2 separate regions of the Homo sapiens genome follow, and region 2 is linked to region 1. The links are chromatin loops, found by intact Hi-C in ENCODE. Cell type or tissue: Caco-2. All regions are shown on one strand. Region 1 overlaps LOC105370092. Region 2 overlaps FBRSL1 (fibrosin like 1).

Region 1 (8,000 bases):
AGGTGAGGCAGCACGTCCAGCTCCCCGATGGAAGATCCAGCTGAGATCACGGATGAAGGCGGCTACACTCACAGCAGATCTTCAGTGTAGATGAAACAGCAGCAACAGTGACAGCAGCAACAGGGCACAGGCCATCTCTAGAACTTTCTGGAACAGGACACGCAAACTGAGCCCCGTTGCCCCTGTTGTACCAATGAGGACGGAGGCTGCAGAGTGGGCGGGCGTGGCCTGGGTCAGAACCAGCCCCGTGGCTGCACCCGTGGGTGCACGAGCTTCGCAGCCAGCTGCCAGGGCGCTTTGGCTCAGCACGGCCCTGGTGACCCCAGGCATGGTGCCGATGTCACCCCAGGCATGGCGCCGACGTCACCTCAGGGTCAACTCATGCCTGACGGCCCCGGGATGTGGTGATGGGGTCTCAGCTGCGCACCTGTGGGCGCCACCTGCAGTTCCTTCTGCCGTCCCCGTCTTTCCCTGGGCTCTGGGCACCCTGGGAGAATGCCCGTTCCATCTCCAGGGACTGCTCTGGCCTCGGAGATACTGTCGCCCAGTGACTCTCAAGTCAGAAACCACAGGCCGACGCCCTGCTTGCTGGGCTGTGCCGCAGCCTTGGTCTGATTCCAGGTGTGTCCCTGCCCAGGGCTGTCTGCCTGCCACTGCCTCTGCCCAGGCCAGGACAACGGGGGCAGCTCAGGGGTCCCTCCAGCACCTGACCAGGGTGATGGGGAGACCCTCTGCAGGTGCAGGGGCCCATGAGCTCCCACCCCAGCCTGCCACACCCGCGGGGGAAGCACCTGCCCTGGTAAGCAGCGCCTGCCTGGGGCCCTGGGAGCAGACCCGGGGGGAGGGGCTGTGCCGAGGCCACGTGCAGATGCCAGGGCTTGCCATGGCAACCAAGGACAGGCATCCTCGGCTGGCCAGGCGAGGGCGTGTCCTTTCCAGCTCCCCGATCTTACATTCTTTCCCTGCACCCACCATATGCACACATGCACACAGACATCTACTCTGTACACCAAACATGCAGACACGCCAAGATAAGCATGAACATACAGGCACATGTAACCTTGGCAAACACACACACATGCCTACCAGGCACGCCGCAGACCCCGACACCATCACACACAGGCCCTCAAGTCACATGCGGTTATGTTTCCAGCCTCCTGTGCAGACAGGCATACGTGCACAGCCCCACCCGCCTCTGCGTGTCCACGAGCAGACGCGCACCTGTGCGGATCCAGACACGCGTGCACCTTGTGGATAAGCAGACGTGCGTCTCTCTGGACGTGCGTGCTCATGGGCACGTGCGTCTGCATTCAGATCTGTGTACACATCGCACCCTGAGTACCCACAGACACGCGTGAGCTCTCAGGTGTGCACACGCGAAGGCACGGCTCGCGGCTTCTGCGGAGGCCTTTCTGATGGATGGAACAGGTCCTCACTGTTCTGGACAGGAGTGGGAGGGCAAGAGGCCCAGCCTTACACAGTCAGTTAAACGCCGTCGGCAGGGCTCCCCACGGCAGGGGCGGGGGTGGAGGGAAGATGCGGAGGTGGTGCACTGGAAGAAAGGCTCCAAACAGCTGCAGCCCAGTCCCTCTCGGGGCCCCACTTGGCAGCGTCTCCTGCAGGGCCTCTGAGCTGCTGGTTTTGGAAATGCAGCCAATGCTGAGGTCCCTCAGCAGCCCAGCAGCAGGCCAGGAGGGCTACGGAGCTGCCAGGGGCTTCCAGGACAGCTCTGGGAGGGCCAGGGAGCTGCTAGGGGCCTCCAGCAGCAGGCAGGGAGGGCTGCGGAGCCGCCGGGGGCCTCCAGGACAGCTGTGCCCTGTGGTTGGCCTTCTGTCTTTGGGCCTCTGTGCTGGGCATCTTGGAGAAACCAGCTGTGGCTGTGTGTGCTCAGGGCTGGTCAGGGGCCCCACGTCCCACCCCCTCTGGTGCCCCTAATTTTAGGAAAACCCATGAGAAACTACCATCTCTACTGAGCACAGAACGTGCTTTCTAGAAGATTCCAACCCAGGAGTCTCGTTAGGAGGTAGCGGGCCTGCAGCAGGAGGATTTTCTTTCGGTGTAATTTAAAAATTAACTTTTCCATCCCTCTGAGAATCTAGAGTAGCAAGTTCTTGAGGGAACGGGACAGGCAGCGGCCAATGCTCACAGGCCTCTGCTGCACGCTAGTGACGAAACGCAGCGGAACGCGTGCTCCCAGCCTGGGGCCAGGAGTCTGGAGTCAGGCATCGTGGGGCCGAGGCTCCAGGGGAGGATCCTGCCACCCGGTCTGGCCTCTGCTGGCACCCAGGTGCTGGCTGTGGCTGCAGCGCTGCAGTCTCTGCCTCCTTCCCTTGCGTCTCCTCCTTGTCTCTGTTTTCTCTTCTTATAAGGATGCCTGTGTTTGGATTTAGGGTCTACCCTCATCAGCTGGGCCTCATCTTAACCAACTCCACCTGCAAAGGCCCTGTTTCCAGATGAGGCCGCAGCCTGAGGTTCTGGGTGGACACCATTCTACCCAGTACCACGTATGTACATACTCACGGAACCCTCCAACGCTCCTAAGAGAGGGGCCCCTGATGGTCCCCAGTTTACAGGCGTGAAAGTTCCAGGAGGAGGCTGAGCTGCACAGGGTCACTGGGTGCTGGGCACTTGCCCCCGTCGCCAGCTGCTGCCCAGAAACCACCCCCACACTTTGTGACCTGCAGCAACACCAGGGATGATTTTTATCCTGAATCCACAGCTCGGGCAGGTTTGCTGCGGACGGCTTGTTTCTGCTACACTTGGCAGGAGCTGGGGCTGCCCACACGCTGGGGGCCGAGTTCGCCCAACGCTCAGGCACCTGGTGGGTCGTGGTGGCTGTCGGCTGAGCCCTGGCCAGGCTGTGACCAGACACCTGCAGGGGCTCCTCTGTGTGGTCTGGGCTCCCACACAGCCTGGCAGCTGGTTCCATGAGTAAGAGCCCAGAGCCCCCAGCCCAGAGCCCAGAGCCCGGAGCAGGCCAAGTGGGCCGGCTGCAGCCTTCTGCCCTGTGCTCCTCCCCAGCCCGCCATGAAGGCCGTGCATTCAGGCAGCGGGGAGCGGGGCTCCTCTCCACGGGGGGGTTGAGGGGGAAGGCAAAGGTCTGGAAGAACACGCAGGACTGAAAATATTGTTTCGGCCATGTGTGCATTTTTGGCACAATCTACCATATTAGTAGACGCCAGTTCCAAACCTGGAAACTTGAGCCTCTGGACCTAGGTCTCTGGATCCTCAGCACGGACCAAGCCGCATCTGGGGAGCGCCTGCCGGGGAGCCAAGCCCGCAGGAGGGGCAGGTGCTGGCGGGGGCCGTCACTGCAGTCCTCATATGGTTAGGCCGGGGAATGATATTTCCTCTCCACCTCTCTCGGTGGACCCTAAATCCAAGAGAGAAGACATCTTTCTCACGGCAGCCCCATCTCAGGCAGATCCTGTCGTTTGCAGCCTCTGACCTGTGGGAGGAGCCCAGGCCTGCCGGGAGGCGGGTGCACACTCACAGAACGTGCAGCGCAGGTGTGCACTCTAGAGCCCACCTCAGTGCTGAGGTCGACGTCACCCCCGGGCTCTTGGGCCGTGGCCAACGGCAGGTATGTTGCAAATCTGAACAGCATGGTGTTTCTAAATGTGGGACCTTTGCCCCCAAATCCAGACTTCCGGCTTTTCTTTTTTCTATTTTTTTTTTTTTTTGAGACGGAGTGTCGCTCTGTCGCCCAGGCTGGAGTGCAGTGGCGCGATCTCAGCTCACTGTAAGCTCCACCTCCCAGGTTCACGCCATTCTCCTGCCTCAACCTCCTGAGTAGCTGGGACTACAGGCGCCCGCCACTACGCCCGGCTAATTATTTGTATTTTTAGTAGAGACGGGGGTTTCACCGTGTTAGCCAGGATGGTCTCGATCTCCTGACCTCGTGATCCGCCCACCTCGGCCTCCCAAAGTGCTGGGATTACAGGCGTGAGCCGCTGCGCCCGGCCCCAGCTTTTCTTTAAAAGAACAGAAGGTGGAGCAAGGCTGAGTCCACACCCTGCGAGTCAGGAAGTAGCTGCAGCTGTCTGCGGGCCGCCGCCTCGCCCCGCGGGCTCCTGCCTGCTGTGCCACGCCCCTCACTGCTCCCCACCGCGTTGCAGCTGGCGCTCCACCTGCCGCTCACCAGACCAGGGCTGGCAGCCCCTTCCCAGACCTGCCTCTCTGTGATCTCATGTGACCATGGCAGCTGCAGCTGTCTGTGGGCTGCACACCCGGGCACGGTGGCAAGCTCCCGGGATGGGGGATGATGAGCAACCCTCAGATGGCCCCACAGTGTGCCAGGTATCGCCCTTACACACCTGTAAGGGCGTCACCTCATTTCATTCTCATGACAGCTCTCTGGGGGGGGGCATCATCACTATCACCTTACAGATAAGGAAGCTCAGGCACCAAGAGGTTAGATAACTTGCTCCAGGTCACATAGGGACGATGAGCGTTGCAGGTGTGTGCAGGTGTGCATAGGTGTGTTCCAGTGTGTGCAGGTATGCCCATGTGTGTGCAGGTGTGCTCCAGTGTGTGCAGGTGTGCTCAGGTGTGCGCAGAGGTTCCCAGGTGTGTGCAGGTGTGCCCAGGTGTGTGCCGATGTGCCTAGGTGTCTGCAGGTGTGCTCAGGTGTGTTGAGTGCCAGGCACGAGGAGCCGAGGCCCTTCCACATGTCTTACCCCAGGCTCCAGCGGCCCAGTTCCAGGGTGGGAGGTCTGCCAAGGCCTCATGGCCGCCTGCTCAGGATGGGGGAGGGCACCTTCCCCTTCTTGGCCATCTGCCCAGTCCTCTCGGGGTTGGGGGCTGTGCTGGAGGGGGCGGGCAAGGACGTGCCTACGCTGTCATCTGGTGGCTGCCTCCCAGGAACTAGGGAATTCCAGGTTCCTGTCCAGAGTCCACCCGCAGGCTCCTGACACCAGTGGCTCCCCCAGGCCCAGAGGACGCAGGCTGCTGAGGGGCTGCAGCCCATCAGGGTCCCTGCCTGAGCCCCGCTGTCAGGCAGGCATCCCACAGGAGCACCCTGGGCTCTGCTGCCTTCCCGCGGTTTCCTGTTGTGGGCAGGGCCACAGGGGCTGTTGGGGAAATTCAAGGCCTGGGACCTGGGAACTTCCAGCCTGGGGAGGGAGACGGGCGAGGGCCAGGAGCGGGTTTCAGGAAGTGACCAGTGCCCTGGGAGAGGGAGAGTGGCCGCAGGTGGCTGCTTCCCACAGGCCCCATGGAAAGGACATCTGAGCTGAGGCCTGAGGATGGGAGAACCCTCATGTGTGAAAATGGGGAAGTGGGCGGGAGGTGGGGAGGTGGGCAAGTCGGCAAGTCACAGGGCGTGGGGTAGGAGCTTGAGCGTCACCGTCGGGAAGAGGCCGTGTGGTCAGGGAGGGAGGAGGGTGGCTGCCGTTGGCAGCTGTCAGATGGGACTCGCAGGCAGGTTTCGGACAGGTTTCCTTTCCCAGGCCATCTGCGAGAACAGAGACGAGGGCTTGGATCAGTTTCTGTCTGAGTTGGCGCCTTCCCAGGCTGGCTGTTGGCTCTGCTCCCTTCTGGGACCTGTTGGGATGAGCAGATCAGGGAGTATTTTGAGCCGAAAGGTACGTGGGGAAACTGGGACTGACAGCGAATTCCCTGTCTGCGTTTGCCCACATGAGTTTTTCTTTGTGCTCTTGTGCTCTCAGGAATTCAGCCTCTGAATCCCTCCTGGGCCTGGGGTGGAGCAGGGTGAACACATACGGAAGCGTAAACACAGCGGGCCGACTTCAGCCTGCAGCTCAGCCCTGCGGTCTCCTGGGCAACGCGCTGCGTGGGGACATTGTCTCTCACCTGAAAAGCTGCTTACGGGCCCCCACCTCGTCGTGGGTTTAAAGCGGATTAATGGGAGGGTTGGTGGTTCTGGGGCTGGCAGGGCTTCCCAGCAGGGGCAGCCCCTTCATGTGGTGGCGAGCTTGGTAGTGACAACAGGCAGGCCGCTGTGCCCCGGGTGGGTGGCTGGAGCTGGGCGTGGGGTGTCTCCCCGTGAGGACTGTCTGCCCTGCCCGCTGCTCACAAGCCTTCTGCGTTTCCCACCACGCTCTCCTCACCTTCTACTGGGAGGAAGGTCCCAGGGCACGGGAGGGACCCTGTCTAGAGTGGAGCTGGGCTGCCCCATCTCAGGTCATGGGTCACGGCTGCCCCATCTCAGGTGACGGCAGCCCCCTTCAGGTGAAGGCCAAGGCGCGGCTCTTCTCCTCCCAGCCTGAAGCAGATCCTGTTGTCTGCAAGTACCCAGCATCCGATGGCTTCTCACGGCCTCCACCCCGGCCACCTGGTCCGAGACACTGCTGTCTCCGGCCTGGACTGGTGCAGTAGCCAGCAGCTGCTGCTCTCGCCCTCTATGGGGCAGCCTCACACGGCCCGTGGTGCCCCTGCTGGTGCTCAGTCCTTGTGCGCTCCCTCCCTTGAGCATGTGCGGGACCTGTGGTTTATCTCAAATGAATAGAAAATGGCAAAAGCAATGGGGTGTCACTTCCAAATCTGGTCGCGGAAAGACCCTGGTCTATCTTGCTCATCCCTCTCACCCTCTCCCACGGTCTGGTGAAACCAGTGGCTGTGCCGAGAGCTGCCATGGGGCAAGAGACTGAGGGCGGCTTCCAGCTAAACGCCAGTGAGGAGCTGAGGCCCTGAAGAACTGAATCCCGCCCAGAACTACATGCCTGAGCTCGGAGCCATTTCTTCCCCATGGGAGATGAGACCCCTGCCCAGCTGAGTCCGGATTGCAGCCTGTGAGACCCTGAGCCTGCGGATCCAGCCAAGCCATACCTGATCCTTGATCTAAGGAAAATGGGAGCTGATAAGTGTGTGCTGTTTTCAGCTGCCAAGTGTGGGACCCTTTGTGATGCTGGAGTCAGTAGATGCCGCAGGCTCACCCCGCCCTCTCCTCCCAGCCAGCATGATTATGTCAAGACCAGATCAGCTCACAGCACTTCCCTGCTCATGGCTCCTAGTGTCTCAACAGCCCCAGGCCCTGCCCCATTTGTCACCTCCCAGCCACCCACCCCAGGCCCTGCACTGTTCGTCACCCCCTGGCCACTGCCTGCTCCCCAGGCCTGCCCTGTTCATCACCCCCCCAACAGGCCTTGAACCATTCATCACCCCCCGGCCACCAGCCCCAGGCCCCGCCCCGTTCGTCACCCCCCCCCGCCACCCACCCCAGGCCCCGCCCCGTTCATCACCCCCCCACCGGCCACCCGCCCCAGGCCCTGCTCCGTTCGTCACCCCCCGGCCACCCGCCCCAGGCCCCGCCCCGTTCGTCACCCCCTGGCCACCGCCTGCTCTTTCCTTGCTTCCTGGCCTTGAGCCACATGGGGCAGTTTCCTGAACATTCCCACTGTGTTTGCACAGGAGGTTCCCTCTGCCTGAGATGCTGCTCCCTCACGCCTTCCAACATCAGCTTCTCAGTGAGCCCCTCCCTGATCTCTCTGCTTAGCCTCAGATTCCTCCCGTGTCCCTGCCGCTCCTGCTTATTTGTCTCTGCAGGATTCATCAGCATCGGGCCCTTCCAGCTGTCAACCTACCCCCGCTGCCACTGGGACGCACACTCCACAAAAGCAGGGTTCTCCTGTGTCTTCTCTCTCCCCTGCAGCACCCCCAGGGCCTAGAGCAGTGTCTGACACACGGTGGAGTCTCAGCAAACATTTGTTCAAGGAGTAAACCGCAGGAGTGGAGGGCAAATCCAAGCGTGAGCCTGAGCCTGCGTTGCTGCGGGAATGTGAGCAGGTGCCCCGGTCCACCCCGGCAGAGGCCTCCCCCGCCCAGCGCGTTTCGCCACATCTCCTCTGGCCAACTGAGTCCTCGCAGAAAGGTGTGTCAAACAGATCATTCCTCCACCTGCATCCCTGAGTGAGGACAAACAGCAGGTCCCCTGAGGACGTGTGAGAGCAGTTGCCTGAGTGAGAGATACGCCTTCGCCATTGAAGGCACTGAGTCTGGGGACTGTTTGTTAGAGCAGCAGAACCAAGCAATCCTGACAG
Region 2 (8,000 bases), 94 kb before region 1:
CACTCTGGAGCTTGTCCACCCCCCACCAACCCCATGGTGTTTGAGGCCAGAACCAGTCTGGGGCTCCAGAGGGAAAGCGGGCACGGGACTGGGGTGAGCTAAGTTGTGGGGCCTCGGACAGGTGAGGTGGGGACCTGGTCCTAAGGCCCCAGGGGGACAAAGATGGAGGAGGGGTGCTGGGAGACTTACAGAGTAGCCTCTCCCCGAGACCGCATGCGCAGAGCTCTGCAGGAAGGAAGAGGGGACAGTCAGTGAGGCTGCCACTCGGAACAAACTCCCAGGGATGCACCCGACAGCTGCCCTGCAGCCCTCAGCCCTTAGCCCTGCCCCGCAGCCCTGCAGCTCACAGCCCTGCCCCGCAGATCCACAGACCCGAAGCCCTCAACCCTGCCCGGCAGCCCCGCAGCCCACAACCCTGCCCCACAGCCCCACAGCCCTCAACCCTGCCCCGCAGCCCACAACCCTGCCCCACAGCCCCGCAGCCCACAACCCTGCCCCACAGCCCCGCAGCCCACAACCCTGCCCCGCAGCCCCGCAGCCCTCAACCCTGCCCCGCAGCCCCGCAGCCCTCAACCCTGCCCCGCAGCCCCGCAGCCCTCAACTCGGATGGGGACAGGTCCAGATGCCCAGACCCAAGACCACCAGCGAGACATCCTCTCAGGCAGGGGCCACGAGGGCTGAGGCCGCAGGGAGGAGGACAGAGTTAGGCGTCGTGGTGGGGTCCTCCCCAGGGGCTGTCGTCCTCCTGAGGGGCCCAGCCAGTCTGAGGCTCCCCTGCAGCAGCTCTGGGATCCAAACCCGAGGAGGCTCCCACAGGGACGCCCTTGGCTAGCTCCCTGTCCCCAAGAGGGAAGGCCCCACCAGAAATGCTCCTCAGAGGAGGCAGGAAGACCTGGGGGAGGTCAGCCCAGGGCCCCAGCTTCTGCTGACCTCCCTCCGTGCCCACCCGCCAGAGGGGTCCATGGTTGCAGGACTTTGGGGAGGGTGCCCTGGCTAGACAAGGAAGGCTTCCGGGAGGAGGTACCAGATGGAGCCCTCAAAGGAGGGTTCACCACAGGGGCCTGACAGGTGGTGGGGGTTGGGGCTGGGGGATGGTAGCTGGGGGCCCCTCAGACATCAGGGCACACTCTGGTCTGCAGGGGCAGCTAGGGGCCCCCCACACCTCTGGTGGGGATCCCTCTGGCCTGCAGGGGCTGCTGAGGTCCCCCACACCCTTGGATCCCTCTGGCTCGAGTGGGTGTTGTGAGGTCTTCAGGACAGAGGTATGGATCACACCAGCTACACACTCAGACCACCAGGGCCTCCCCCAGCAGGAGGGGTGGGGAAACAGGCTCAGGGCTGCTGTAGTGGATGGGGTGGGTCACTGAGCTGGGCAAGTGGGGCTCACAGGGAGGGTCCAGAGCCCCCTGAGGAGTGGGGGGCAGATGCAAAGATCCAACACCCCCTCTGAGGGGCAAGGCAGAGGAAGAAAAGGAGGGCTTTGGGGCCAGCTGACGGCAGTCCTCCACTCTCCCAAATCAATCCACAACCCCCACTGCAGAGTCAGGGAGGACACCCCCTCCCCTTCCCAAGACAGACCCTTGCCGGGGACAGGTCAGCTCCTGAAGGGCCCCAGGATGTCAGGGGACAGAGCCCAAGGCCCTGGGTCCCGATGGGCCCACCCGCCAGCTCCCAGCTGCCAGAGGGGTGGGAGGGCCTTCGTTGCCCTGAGTTTGAGCCTCAGCCCCAGCTGCTGCATTGTGCCCAGAATGTGACTTCCTTCACCAGGGGCTGGCAATTAGAGGACAAACCAAGGCAGCGGCAGTCCCAGGTAATTCCCAGCCTATTTTCCTAACTTGTGGCAACAAGATGGGGAGCCGGGCAGTGAGGCCTTCATTTAAATGATAATGAGATGCCTCAAGTTCCAGTCAGCAGAAACCTCCCCACTGCCCCGCCAGTGCCCATCTCAAGACTCGGCGGCCGTCCGCCTGCCCTCCACCCACAGGCCAGCAGTGCAGGCACAGCGTCCAAGGCTTAACGTTTTGGCCTCTGGGCTCCTGCCAGCTCACTCACCATTTCTTCATTTAAATCTCTCCTAATGGGAAAGTCCTAATGAGTAAAAAATCACGCTTTAACGAAGGCAAAATGCTCATTGCTAAGACAAAGCCTTGGTGGGAAACCGGACCCTAACCAGCGGCTTCCTGGACGCCCTTGTGCAGGGTGCAGCGGGCAGGGGGCCCAGACTCGGACTGGACGCCCTTGTGCAGGGCACAGTGGGCAGGCGGCCCAGACTCGGACTGGACGCCCTTGTGCGGGGCGCAGCGGGCAGGCGGCCCAGACTCGGAGCCTCCGGGCGCGGGCAGCTGGGTACTCACATCGCTGAGCGGGTCCCGGGAGCTGGTGGCTTCGAGGACGCTGTCGTCGTCACTGTCCCGGTCGCCCCCTTTGGACACGGTGACCTTCATCTGGGACAGAGAGAGACACTGTCTCAGGCAAACCCCCACCTCACCGCGTCCGCATCGGGGCCCCCTGGCTAGGGCTACATGCCTGCTCCCGGCACCCCAGCACCCCGGCCCCAGGCGCCCCGACAGCCGCTGGGCGCTTTGGGATGTGACGAGCTGTGGTGGGCTGGGTCCTGGTCTGGGGGCGGGAGCAGCAGCAGGACAGAGCTCTGCACAGCCAGGAATGCCATCCCAGCTGACAGCGCACACACTGATAACACACTCTACCAGGACGGGGAGGACCTACCCAGGACCCACCGGCTCAGTGACACGAGAACCGCCACGTGCTTGGAGCCGCCCCTTCCACAAGCCGCTGACTTTGAAGGCATCCTGGGGGTGCTAGGGACCACAGGCAGGGCCTCCACCCACACCCTGGCTGGTTCGCACCACCCCATCTGGCTGTACAGGGCTATGACCTCCAGGTCGAGCCTCAGTGCCACCCACTGTCCCCTGGCTGTGCCCACAGCACCTCCTTCGGTCGGCTCCATGCCAGAGCAAGCAGCGAGGTGGTGGTGGGACCTGCCTGACCCTGGCCATGGGCCCTTGGGCCACTGCTCGGCCTCCCCGTGCCTCAGTTTCATCACCTGCTGAAGGGAGCACCCATACTCCCTTCACCCCACCCCCACGCCCCACGCCCACCGCCACCACCCCTGACACCAGCCAACATGGGCGCCGATGCGTGCCAGGGCCTGGCCCGGGCGCTTTGCACACACTCACACATTTGCTCACACGGTGGCCCCGAGTAGAAACTATTTTCCTTTACATTTCACGGATGAGAAAACAGAGGCGCAGACAGGTTAAGTGACCATGCAGGGACCAGACCCCGAGCCCTGCATGTATTTACTTTTTTTACTTGGAAATAATTTCAAACCTGCACAAAGCTGAGGGAAGTGAGAGGCCAGAGCTCCTGCTGGCCAGCGCCCAGCAGGGACGCCCCTGCACAGCCAGCGCCCAGACTCACGTGGAAGCCCAGCGGTCTCCCTCTCTGGCCAACTTGGATCTGGAACAATTCTGCACCTTGTAGTGACACGCCCCAGCACATCTGGGCCCCCAGGCCTCGCATGCCAGGGCCCCTGGTGAGGTTCTTTACTTTGAGTCATCCAAGTCAGGAGCACGCCCCAGCCCGGGGAAACCCGTCCCAGGACTGGCTGGTGTGGCTCGCTGCAGCCATGAGCCTGGCTCCCTGCCGACCTTCGGCTCAGCCAGAGGCCCGCTCTGTGCACCTCCTGCAGCAACAGGCCTCCCTGGGTGGCTGACAGGGTGCACACAAGGCAGACGGTGCCAGTGCGAATTAAGGGATGTCACCCAGGCCCCTGAGGTCAAATGCCCCCGGCCCATGAGGTCCATCAAGCCGCACAGTAGCAGGCACCCACACTGGAGGAGGCCCTGGCCGGGCAGGGATGCAGCCCCGAGGAGTCTGAGCCTTACTGGGCGGGAGCCGGGGGCAGGGTGGTGGGCTAGTGACCTGCTCAGCTGCACAGTAGCCCTCACAGGCCCTGGCCAGGCTGCCCGGCTCTTCCTGGCACTGTGGCCTCGGGCAAGCGACTGGCCTGCCCCAGCCTCAGTTTCGGCATCTGTAACTGTAACATTCGGGAACCCTGGCAGGGCCCCTCGGTGCAATGAGGTTTAGGTGGAGGCACGGCCTGTGCAGCAGAGCCCGGGGCCGGCACCTTCCAGGCCACCAGGGGTCACTGTTGTCACCAGCTGGACTCTCACAACCTCTCCTTTCTCACCCCCGGAGCTGGCACCACGGTCCCAGCTGGGCAGCCCTGCCCACCGGGTCCCACACTTGCTGCCCTGCTGGGGCCATCAGGGGTTCTGTCCACCTCTGCAGGAAGCCACGTGTCCCACTCCTAGCGGTTCTCAACGCGGGGTCCCGGGAATGCATCATCGTCTCCCAGAGCCTGCAAGGAATGAGTTTCCAGCCCGCTCCAGGAACCGTGTATCACCGGCCCCCTGGGGAGTCTGACCATTGGCGATGGCCCCATGAGCCCTGCACTCACTTCTAGGGACAGAGGCTCAGGGCAGTACCTGGCAGCGATGGGAAAGGCTGCCACAGGGCTGCTGAGTATAGTGGTGCAGGCTGCTCACTGCCCAAGGACACCTGGCCGATGGGAAGGGAGGTGGGTCGGAAACACCCACACAGCTGAGCCGTGAGGAGTAGGGCACCTCTCTACACTTCACACCCACACAAAAGCCACCTCCGGTCAGGGCTGGGCGCAGATGGAACGCGTCACCCCCATGCCACAGAGGGGCTCGGTGGGCTGCCCTGCGTGTGCTCCTCCCAAACCCGGAGGCCCTGAAAGGTGGCCAGGCCGGTCGTGGGGTGGGGTCTCTTCCCCTTCCTCGGGTGGCCGGTTTTAGCTCTGAAAGTCCCACGTCTCGAAAAACCCTGTAGAACTGGGAATCTGTGTCCTGGTCACCCCACTCTGTCCCCAGGCAGGACCTCAAACAGCCAAGGTGGCTGCCCTCAGCCCAGCCGCTTCTCAGTGCTGCCAGCCACACCAGGGGCCGGGGAGGCCACACGTCCACTCCCAGCAGGAGCTGGAGGGACAAGATCACAGTCCCTGGATGACAAGTCCACGTCTGGGGCCAGAGGGGGCCCCTTTTGCCCTGGAGGGTGGGCAGGAGCTACTGCACCTGTGCCCACCCCAGCCTTGTGGTCTGCCCACCTATCTGTCCACCCGTCCAACCGATGCTTATGGAGCCCTGACGAGCCAGGTACCGTTCTGGGCAGTGAGCAGAGCCGACCCAAGCCCCTGCCCCCCCTAGAGTGACAAAGGAGTGACTGTTCCCAGTGCACACAGAAGGTGGCTCCGTCTGCCAGGCGGCAGGTGCGGGGGGAAAGGCAGCGCAGGCCGGGGAGGGCCCCGGACACAGCTCACTGACGGCACCAACGGCCCAGCACACACACTGCAGCCCTGAGTTGCCCTCCTCACAGGGCACCCTGCTGCTCCACCAAGCCTGTGCTTCCTGGGGTGGGGAAGGAAGGCTGAGTCTGTCCAGTTATGTCAGCAGGTGGGGCGTGCAGCAGGAGCAGGGCAGGAGGAACAGCTCCCTGTGGGCCAGCATGGAGCGCCTGTCAGTTTCTGTGACGTCAGTATCCAAACCAAAGCTGATGGAAGCCACTAACAGTTTAACAGCCGGCTTCAAATTTCCTGAACCCTCAGCAACCTGCTCCTACAAGCTGCACTCCACTGGGCAGCCGCAGACCAGCCGCTGGTGGGACCAGGAGCACTGGGGCCCTGAGGGTTCTGGCAGTAACCGTAGGAACATGGTGGCTCCAGGCGCACAGAGCCCCTCCCCCAAGGTCCCCTCCCCTCACCAACCCCCTCCCTCCACACCGTCCCCCAGCTCCAGGCTGCACGTCCAAAAATCACTGCCTCTGGGTTGCCCACAGAAACATGGTTCCACTGGGAGGCTCGGGCTCAGTCGGGGGCTCAGGTGCGGCCTGGCCTGTCCGGTTCTAGTGCCCTTGAGCTGTCCTGTTGCTGGGAAGGGGCCAGAGAGACGGGAGCCAGCAGTGGCCCCGCCATGCAGCCAGGAAACCCTCTAGGGTGCACGGAGACCCGCAGGCACACACACCACCCCAGGCTGAGGGGCCGCGCCGGCTGCACACAGAGACCCACGCAGACCCACAGGCGCCGGCAGGCTGAGGGGCCACGCTGGCTGCATACACACACCCACACCCCTCTCTACCACAGCAGTCACACTGGCCCTGTACACACCTCACCCCATGCACACGGACTCATCGCCCCACCTGCTCCCCAGACCCGCCCCAAGGCTCTAAGCACGCACTGTCCTGCGCAGGCCCCGCCCAAAGTGGAGCACCCAAGAGGCCCCACACCAGCCCCCGTGTCCTCTTGTGCAAACTGAGCAGAAGGTGCCCTCCCGGGGAATGTGCAATGGTCAGGGCAAATGCACGCACTACATACGGCACGGTGGGAATGGCAGCCCTGGAGCGGTGCAGTGCACAACTCTGACAGCCATACTCTGCAGCCCTGGTGAAGTCTCACACCAATCGGATCACACCAGGGCGACTCTCACACCCCATCCCATGGCATCACATTCAGACAAGGACTATCCTACAGGGGCATGAACTGAGACTGGCCGGCCACGATGCCTCCAGCCTCTGCACCTGCAGGCCTGGGAGCGAGGGTGAGAGTCGGGGGCTGCCTGGGCTGCTGTTCTAATGCAGACCCTGGAGAACCCTGAGAAGGGGCCTACGGCTTCCTCAGACCTGCCAGGCCAAGGACAGGCCCCCTGGGAGATGGGGCAGAGGTCAGGCCCCCACACCCCCTAGTTGGGCTGGGCCACAGTTCCAGCAGGAGACGGGAACGCGACGCCCCTGCAGAAATGGAGCACAGGTATGCAGAGGCGGAGCTGCCGCCATCCGTGTCTGAGTGGAAATGAGTGTGGACACAGCGCACCCCTGCCCCAGCCCCACAGCCTGCGCTCCCTCCTCCTCGCAGCTCCCGCTTCCTCTTAAGGAGCTGAGCCCCTAGAACATGGCTCCTGGCCCAGTGCAAACAGTGCTCCCTCGGGGAGCTTTCAGGACTCCTGGGCCTCCCCCAGGGACTGGATGTCATGGGTCCAGACTTGAGACTTTCCAAGTTCCCCACCCACCAAGGTTGAGCAGCCTCAGGGGACTGCAGTGGGTGTCCAGCTCCCTGGCTCAGGGCAGGGCAGGGCAGGGCAAAGAGGGAGTGGCTGCTTTCGTCCACAACACTCCATTTCCCCACCTCCCACAGTCCCTACCAGCTCCCAGCTGGTCCTGGTTTCCTGCCTGTTTTGGGAGCCCACAAAGCCGTCCCCGAATCCTGAGAGCAGGTGCCTGGCACAACTGTGGGTGGGTGGTACCTCTCTCCGCTGCCTTCGCTCCCGAAGGGACAGTCCCAGAGCCCTCACAGTGTCCCCAGGCCTGGTTGAGCCATGGATGATGACTATGGGCCCCTCACATTCAGCAAGAGCAGAGCCCGACTCTGGGGCCCCTCTGTCCCGAACCTGCCCAGGCCACAGGGACTTGCAGGCAGATGCTACGCCCTGCCTTCAGCCCTACCACAGTCCCCTGCTGCTACCTCCTGGGGGCTGGGCTCATGTCCCTGGTCGGGAGGAGCCGATGCCGCACCCACAGCACGTGACACCAGCGACTGCATCCTGCTCTGTTTTGTGGACTGTTGTCCCCACCCTCGGGCGTTTGGAGGGCAGGGGCTTTGTGGCAGTCACTGGTGCTGCTCCAGAACTTGTACTCCTAAGGTGAGCCTGATGGGGAAAGGAAGTGACCCAGTTCCGGGGTCAACCTGAGCAGGGGCTGCCTCGGGAAAATTGCCATCTGCAAAGAAAGAGATGGGAGAGCCCTGGGGAGCGTCCCAGACAGCAGGAGCAGCCAGGGAAAGGGAGCTCTCCCACAGCTGCTGGAGGTGTGCAAGGAGGGTGTGCTAGAGGTGTGCAAGGAGGGTTGCTGGAGGGTGCAAGGAGGGTGTGCTGGAGGGGTGCAAGGAGGGTGTGCTGGAGGGGTAC

Evidence for each region. Peaks named below come from ENCODE experiments on the same cell type or tissue, not always from the same donor. Only the 100,000 strongest peaks of a DNase experiment are listed, where the experiment ranks them.
Region 2: a loop joins it to region 1, with 3.0 times the contacts of the local background. A loop is called at or near these places in 8 of 110 quality-filtered maps.

What each region holds. Positions count from the first base shown.
Region 1 is chr12:132,426,562-132,434,561 of GRCh38, reverse strand. It overlaps LOC105370092, which reads left to right. Exons shown (of 4, transcript XM_047429966.1): 4 at 1-8,000. The coding sequence starts at 194. The coding sequence ends at 1,258. Among named protein-coding and RNA genes, the nearest start is that of MUC8, 44 kb to the left of the region's middle. RefSeq lists a silencer at 3,954-4,123 and an enhancer at 5,353-5,887. In Caco-2, no CTCF peak of the experiment used is centred here; DNase peaks (open chromatin) are centred at 3,521 and 4,061; H3K4me3 peaks cover 1,363 bases.
Region 2 is chr12:132,520,178-132,528,177 of GRCh38, reverse strand. It overlaps FBRSL1 (fibrosin like 1), which reads right to left. Exons shown (of 19, transcript NM_001367871.1): 3 at 2,355-2,444; 4 at 190-225. Among named protein-coding and RNA genes, the nearest start is that of FBRSL1, 34 kb to the right of the region's middle. In Caco-2, a CTCF peak has its summit at 4,155 (motif pointing right); DNase peaks (open chromatin) are centred at 3,581 and 4,182.